Regions from separate parts of the Homo sapiens genome. Here region 2 is linked to region 1. Evidence: read pairs that join two places in POLR2A ChIA-PET (ENCODE). Cell type or tissue: HepG2. All regions are shown on one strand.

Region 1 (4,000 bases):
TAGAATGTACTGGCTCTAGCCATGAGTGGATCAGGAGCTTAACTGCTGTCACCAGGGATCATGCACCTTTCATCTCTTAGTTTTGGTTTCTGTTGTGCTAGCTTCATTCTCAAACAGGCTTTGCCATGTGGAGCATCCCCAGATTAAAATCCTACCCATTCAGCAGAGAAAAGGTACTGTTTCTCCAATTTCTAGGTTAAGTCTAGGAATTATTGTCCTCCCTAATACCCCAAGAAAACCCATGTACTAGAAGGAGGCAGTGTTCTCATTGGCCAGATCTGGTTCACATGCTCACCTCTGGAACTGTTCAGTTGAGTCAGCCCCATTTGAATGACCTGTGTAAATTGAGGGTGAGGGAGGTGTGTATGTTCAAGAAAAATTAGCATGCAGTTACCAGAAGGGGGGAAGGAAAGCTAGGCACATTAAAACCAAGAACTGTTTATGTATAGCATATAAGGGATTGGAAAACCTGGAAGCCTAGGGGTGACTCAGGGAGGCTGGGAGACAGAGATGGCAAGAGATTCTGTGCCTCCAAGTCAACACTGCTGTATTTGGTAGCTTTCTAGAACATTCCAGTGCAGCTGTCATACTATCTGCAAAAATACCTTAAGTGAAATGACAAAAAATAACCAAAATTAGGACCCCTGAAGAAGAAATGTATCCTCACCTCATTTTTTCTTCAGAAAAATTTTTTCTCTCAGTCTTCTTTCTAGTCTTTTTCTTATGGTGGTCTTCCTCTCCCCATCTTCTTTTCTGTCCTTACCCTACCCCTCCCATCCCATGGCTCATTATTTTCAGCAGATCTGTTCAACACAGATTGCTATTGATTGTCCTACAAAGAGCCAGGTACTGTGCAAGGTGCTAGAGGTATGAGGATGAATAAGGTATCCCTGTTTTTAAAGGACTCATAGCCTAGAGCTGCTTAAATTACACATCCCTACATTAATACTTTTTTAAAAAAATAGAACATTCTGTATAAAGCTGAAGGCTTGAAGTCCTTCCTGAGCTCTACCCCAAAAGCCAATACTTCTGAAGGCTTGAAGTCCTTCCTGAGCTCTACCCCAAAAGCCAATAATTCCCTGCCACCTAAGAGGTAACCACTGTTCTTGGTCGTGTTTCTTTCTGATCTTTCCCCATACATTTACACAGAAAATATGGGGTTTTGGCCGGGCGCGATGGCCTGTAATCCTAGCACTTTGGGAGGCCGAGGCGGCTGGATCACCTGAGGTTAGGAGTTCAAGACCAGCCTGGCCCACATGGTGAAACCCCATCTCTACTAAAATACAAAAATTAGCCAGGCATGATGGCGGATGCCTGTAATCTCAACTGCTCGGGAGGCTGAGATGGGAGAATCGCTTGAACCTGGGAGATGGTGGTTGCAGTGAGCTGAGATCACACCACTCCACTCCAGCCTGGGTGGCTGAGTGAGACTCCGTCTCAACAACAACAACAACAACAACAAAAAAAGAAAATATGGGGTTTTGTGGTTTTAAAAAACATAAATAATAATAGCTAATGCTTACTGTGTCACTGTTATGTATCAGGCACTATTTTAAGTATTTTATATAAATCATCATATTTAATCCTCAGAACAACTCTATAAGGTAGGAACGATTAGTATTCCCATTTTACAGATGAGGAAACTAAGCCCCAGAAAGGTTAAGTAGCTTGTTCAAGGATATACAGTAAACGGAGGAGCTTTGCTTTATATATTTTAATACAATTCGCCTTTTTTACTTAATATTATTTGGAGATACAGGTATGTTAGTGTGTAAAGAATTGTTTCATTATTTTTCTGTAGCCCTTTAAATAACTTTGTTATGAAAAATTTCAAACATATACAAATCTAGAGAAAATAGAATAATGATGGATACCATGGATGACTAGAGGGAGAAAGGAAGGAGGGGAACAGGGTGGAAAAACTATTGGGAACTATGCAAACTCTCTGGCTGATGGGATCATTTGTACCCCAAACCTCAGCATCACACAGTATTCCCTTGTAACAAACCCACACATGTACCCTCTTAATCTAAAATATGAATTGAGGCTCATGCCTGTAATCCCAGCACTTTCGAAGGCTGAGGTGGGTGGCTCACTTGAGGTCAGGAGTTCGAGGCCAGCCTGGCCAACATGGTAAAACCCCGCCTCTACTAAAAATACAAAAATTAGCGTGGTGGTGCATGCCTGTAATCCCAGCTACTAGGGAGACTGAGGCAGGAGAATCACTTGAACCTGGGAGGTGGAGGTTGCAGTGAGCCAAGGTCACGCCACTGCACTCCAGCCTGGGTGACAGAGGGAGACTCCATCTCAAAAAAATAAAATATGATTTGAAATTATTTTTTAAAAAGTTTGTTGTAATTCTAACTGAATTAATAAACTTTAAAATTCATACAAAAAAAGAGAAAATGGTATAATGAATCACCATATATCTGTCATTCCAGTGTCACCAATTATCATGGCTAACCTTGCTTCATCTGTATTACAGCCACAGTGGCTTATTTTGAAGCAGTTCTCAGACATCATCTTGCAGTATCCATAAATAGTTCAGTATGTAGCTCCTAAAGATAAACACTCTGAAAAACTAACCAAATCATAACACCATTATCACACCTAAAAAAAGTCTTATCATCAATTTCTTTTGAGTGTCGAAGTTCTCTGATTGTTTCATATATTTTTAAGTAGCTTTGTTAAAAAGCAGGATCCAAGCTAGATTCATACATTGCATTTGGTTGATCTGTTTCTTAGATCTTTTAATACTTTCTGCACCCTGCTATGTTAAAGGTCCTTATTTCTCTTTGGTAAAAATCTTGGTATTTAATCAAGGCTTATCAACATTAAGGCATTCCATCCCCCTAGGAGCAGCACCTTGATTGTCAAAGCGACATGATTTGCCCAAGCTTATACATATATATGCTTCTTGTATGTTCCCATGGTTACTTAGACTAAGAGACTAAAGTATTTATTTAAGGAATGATGCAAATTAATTATTCAACTTAATCTGCCTTGGGAAGCATTCTAGTTCCAGTTATTGGGTTCTTTGGGTCATTATTTTATTTCCAAGGTTTTTGGTTATTTTGAGTGGAAAATTGTTTTGGTAGATCTTCTTTATTATGGTAGCTTCAATTGATTTCATTGATTAATAAGGGTCTTTACCTCCCTGCTGTGTTAGAAATTGCATCATTCAGTAGCTGACAGTAGGGCTTACTATAGTGGACAGTGAAAATATATTAAAACAACAACAAAAATAAGCACATAGTATTCATGGAAGCAATCTGAGTTAGGAAGACAGAGCACTGAATAATATTTTTTTAGCAAAATCAGTAAAAGGTTTTGTTTCTAGTATATCCAAAATATGCAACTGAAAGTGCTAATCAAAATTAGATTTATACAACTGCTTTTCCCTAATGCTCATGTAGTTGATTTGAGTAACATTGGAAAAATTTTACATTACTAATTAAAATCCTTGTTTTTAAAAATTAATATGGCTTAATAAAGTTGTTAAAAAATCAAACTGGCCATATGTATTTAAAATAATTTTTTTCTTATAAAGTATTATTTATGATAGAATGCTCTTTTATTCTAATTGAACTAACATAATAAGGCAAATTACACATTGTACTGTTTAACAGGGTTTGTGTGTCAGATCTGCTGTGGTCTTTGCTCCTTATGTAGAGTGCTTGTGTAGTGAAAGGGCATGCATTCCTGACTAAATTTGGCTTCTGTTGGAAGTAAGAGCCATAATAGTGAAGGACAGTAAGAGAACTAGCTTCATATACTCAGTACTTGCCTTGGTACATATTGTCCTCTTTTATTGTTCAAATAATTCATTTTTCTATGTGGGAAATGCTCTATGAGATATCTGTAGTTACTAAACTTCATGATATTGTCATTTGAATTACTGAAATTGAAAGGATGTTAAGATCTGAAAATGTCAGTTCATCTCAGTTGGAACAAAGTAATGGAGGAACAGTTTGTTTTGACTCATATTACAGCCACATGT
Region 2 (4,000 bases), 240 kb before region 1:
CACTGTAATCCCAGCACTTTGGGAGGCCAAGGTGGGCAGATCACGAGGTCAGGAGTACAAGACCAGCCTGGCCAATATGGTGAAACCCTGTCTCTACTAAAAATACAAAAATTAGCTGGGCGTGGTGGCACACACCTGTAATCCCAGCTACTCAACAGGCTGAGGCAGGAGAATCGCTTGAACCGAGGGGGCGGAGGTTGCAGTGAGTCAAGATTGCGCCACTGCACTCCAGCCTGGGCGACAGAGTGAGACTCCGTCTCAAAAAAAAAAAAAAAAACAAAAAAAACACCTGCTGTAACTCCTTGATCCATTGGATCAAAGAGGTGGTATTTGGAGGGAGAAACACCTTGATGTTGGGATGAAGAGCGCCAATAAAAGGAGAATGTGCAGGAGCATTAACAGCAATAAGCGATAGCTCACACCTGTAATCCTAGCACTTTGGGAGGCTGAGACAGGCAGATCACTTGAGCCCAGGAGTTCAAGACCAGCCCAGCCAACATGGTGAGACTCTGTCTCTACCAAAAAAAAAAAAAAAAAAAAAAAACCACACACACACAAAAATTAGTCGGGTGTGGTGGCTTGCACCTGTTATTCCAGCTACCCAGGAGGCTGGGGTGGGAAAACTGCTTGAGCCCAGGAGGTGGAGGTTGCAGTGAGCCAAGATCACACTGCTGCACTCCAGCATGGGTGACGGAACAAGACCTTGTCTCAAAAAAATAAAAATAAAAAACCATAAGCAGAATCTTGGAAAGTTCATTATCCTCCAAACAGTACTTCTCCATTCTGCTGGCATAGTAATTCCAGAGAGAATCCTGGAAGAGGATTCATGACTATTAAGTAATGCAGTACACTGGCCTGTGTGAGCTTATTTATATTCTTGAAGGTCCTGGGGCTCTCACTGTGCCAGATCATAAAGGGTTTCAATTTGTAGCCTGCAACATTGTCTCCATGCAAGACTGTTATCCTGAGCTCAAAAGCCTTGAAACCTGGCATTACCTTGACCTTCTTCCTTGTGGATGAAAGTCCTTTTAGGCATCCATTTCCAAAAGAGTTCTATCTATAATGAAAGTTTGCCCTGGCAAGTATTTTCCTCCACAGTCAACTTTTCTAAAGTCTCCAAAAATTCTTCAGCTGCCTTCACATCAGCACTCACAGACTCGCCACTCACTTTCACATTATGTAATGGATAACAATTCTGGAATTGTTTAAACCACCCAGAGCAAACAGTAAATTCAACATCGTAGTCAGGTCCAGCCTTTTCTTTTATCATTGCAAACAAACTTTTTGCTTTGGCTGTGTTGGTCATGGTGCTGAGAGGGATGTGCTTCTGTTTGGGGCTTCAATCCAGGTCATTAGAAGTATCTCCATATCTGATAGAGACCCTTCTCAAATTTGTGTTAATCCCATTGCCTTTAAGGAAGCAAATACTTTAACAGCTTCCATCACTTAGTTATTCTTCAAAATCATAGCTATGGTGGAATGGGACATGCCTGCCTGATAAACAAACATTATCACTGACTTTTTACTTTTGTAGTTCTTAATCACTTTTAATATTTTTTTTTTGAGATGGAGTTTTGCTCTGTCACCCAGGCTGGAGTGCAGTGGTGCGATCTCAGCTCACTGCAAGCTTCGCCTCCCGGCTCCCGGGTTCATGCCATTCTCTTGCCTCCGCCTCCCAAGTAGCTGGGACTACAGGCGCCCACCACCACGCCCGGCTAATTTCGTTTTTGTATTTTTAGTAGAAACAGGGTTTCACTGTGTTAGCCAGGATGGTCTCGATCTCCTGACCTTGTGATCTGCCCACCTCGGCCTCCCAAAGTTTTGGGATTACAGGTGTGAGCCACTGCGCCCGGCCCAATCACTTTTAATCTTTTTTTCTGGGTCAATCACTCAATGTGGCTCTTACTAACAACATTAGCCATAATTTTTGAATGCTAAGGGCTGTAATGAACACAACGCAAGATTAATTGTGTATGTTGCCCATTGTTGACCAAAACATTATGTGGCACACGACTGTAGTTATATCCAAACAACTTAATAAGTATTTAAATCCTAGCAACTTACTAGCCATTTGAAAAAAGAATACACAGAGTTGAAAGAATAGATGATATTCATATTTCATCACAGTTAAATAACAGAATTGCATCATTATGGGATTTGTGTACCTGTTGAGCCCTGTACTACTTCTCAAACCTTGGAACCAGATTGGATACCACCACTCTTATTCCCTGTGCCACATTGATTTTCACATGCTTCTTGCCTTTAACATAGTTGTGCTTAATACAATGACATACCAAAAAGATATGTCATCAAAAAGACTGTTTTGCAATCTCCTGTTGAAACTATGAATTACCTCAAGCTACATAGTTTTAGTTTGTATGGTATCATTGTGTTTTCCTTGAATTTTGAAAACTTCCCATGCTACCCATGTGAGTTTGCTGCAGTGCCCCAGATACTTTGGCACAGATTGAGAGGGAAATGTATAGAATTGAATGTATATATTGGAAGAACAGTGTGAGAAGATAATTATAGTCAAATGTAGCAAGTAGGTACAGGCTACCAGGATTTGGAGAAGCATTTAGAAAGTGTCTAAATTGCTTTGAGTAGACTGTAAGTAGAATTCTGGACATTGAAGACACTACCAATGAAAATTCAAATTCAAAAGAAAGTAAGGAAGCTGCTACTGAAAACTTGAGGAAAGATAGTGGCAGAAAGCCAAAGAGAAAGTGTCTGTATCCTGATGACATCATCTCAGTCACTGGACCCAGGTTTGTTTGAATCCAGATGAACCCGTAGACAATAAATTCTATATTCTGCTTAAACAGATTTAAATTGTGTTTTTAATACTAATAACTAATCATTAATGAAATCTAAAATAAATAACCTGCTACTTGGGAGGCTGAGGCAGGAGGATTACTTGAGCCCTAGAGGTGGAGGTTGCAGTGAGCCAAGATTGTGCCACTGCACTCCAGCCTGGGTGGCAGAGTAAGACCCCATCTCAAAAATAAATAAATAAATAAATAAATAAATAAATAAATAAATAAATAAATAACCTATTGTGTTTTTTGGGATTTTTTTGGTTTTTTTTTTTTTTTTTTTTTTTAATTGAGACGGAGTCTCACTCTGTCGCCCAGGCTGGAGTGCAGTGGCACGATCCCAGCTCACTACAACCTCTGCTTCCTGGGTTCAAGCGATTCTCCTGCCTCAGCCTCCTGAGTAGCTGGGATTACAGGCGCACACCACCACACCTGGCTAATTTTTGTATTTTTAGTAGAGACGGGATTTCACCATGTTGGTCAGGCTGGTCTCAAACTCCTGACCTTGTGATCCGCCCAACTCGGCCTCCCAAAGTGCTGGGACTACAGGCGTGAGCCACTGCACCCAGCAAAAATAACCTATTGTTGAGAATGGGAAACAAGTTCTTTATTGAGCATTTGCTACTGCCTTTAATAATAATAAACTGCTGTAAATTATACAAAGACAGAATCCACCGAATGCATCAATGTTCAAAGAGAATATGAGACTACCTCCTATATATAAAGGAGCTATATATAATAAAGATAATTATGGTCAAATGTGGCAAGTAGGTATGGACTATATAAAGGATAAGGAGGTGTATATATATATATATATATACACACACACATATATATGAAGGTAGTCTCATATATCACACACACACATATATATATACTAGAGATAGAATAGTCTCATATCACACACACACATATATATACTAGAGATAGAATAGTCTCATATATCACACACACACACACACACACACACACACACACACATATATATATATATATATATATACTAGAGATAGAATCTTGCTATGTTGCCCAGGCTGGAATGCAGTGGCACAAAGCACAATCATAGCTACTATAGCCTCGAACTCCTGGACTCAAAGGATCCTCCTGCCTCAGTCTCCCAAGTAACTGAAACTATCTTCTGCTTTAACCAACTAGAAGATCGTTTTGAGTTCACTCTGCCTATT

Evidence for each region. ChIA-PET counts read pairs that join two places held together with the same protein. Peaks named below come from ENCODE experiments on the same cell type or tissue, not always from the same donor. Only the 100,000 strongest peaks of a DNase experiment are listed, where the experiment ranks them.
Region 2: POLR2A ChIA-PET joins it to region 1 with 5 read pairs; 3 of 35 experiments call an interaction of 5 or more read pairs at or near these places.

The regions. Positions count from the first base shown.
Region 1 is chr2:171,878,610-171,882,609 of GRCh38, reverse strand. The region is part of intron 2 of SLC25A12 (solute carrier family 25 member 12); the gene reads left to right. Among named protein-coding and RNA genes, the nearest start is that of SLC25A12, 14 kb to the left of the region's middle. In HepG2, no CTCF peak of the experiment used is centred here; a DNase peak (open chromatin) is centred at 3,679.
Region 2 is chr2:172,117,520-172,121,519 of GRCh38, reverse strand. No RefSeq gene overlaps it. Among named protein-coding and RNA genes, the nearest start is that of DLX2-DT, 17 kb to the right of the region's middle. In HepG2, no CTCF peak of the experiment used is centred here; DNase peaks (open chromatin) are centred at 1,219 and 2,299.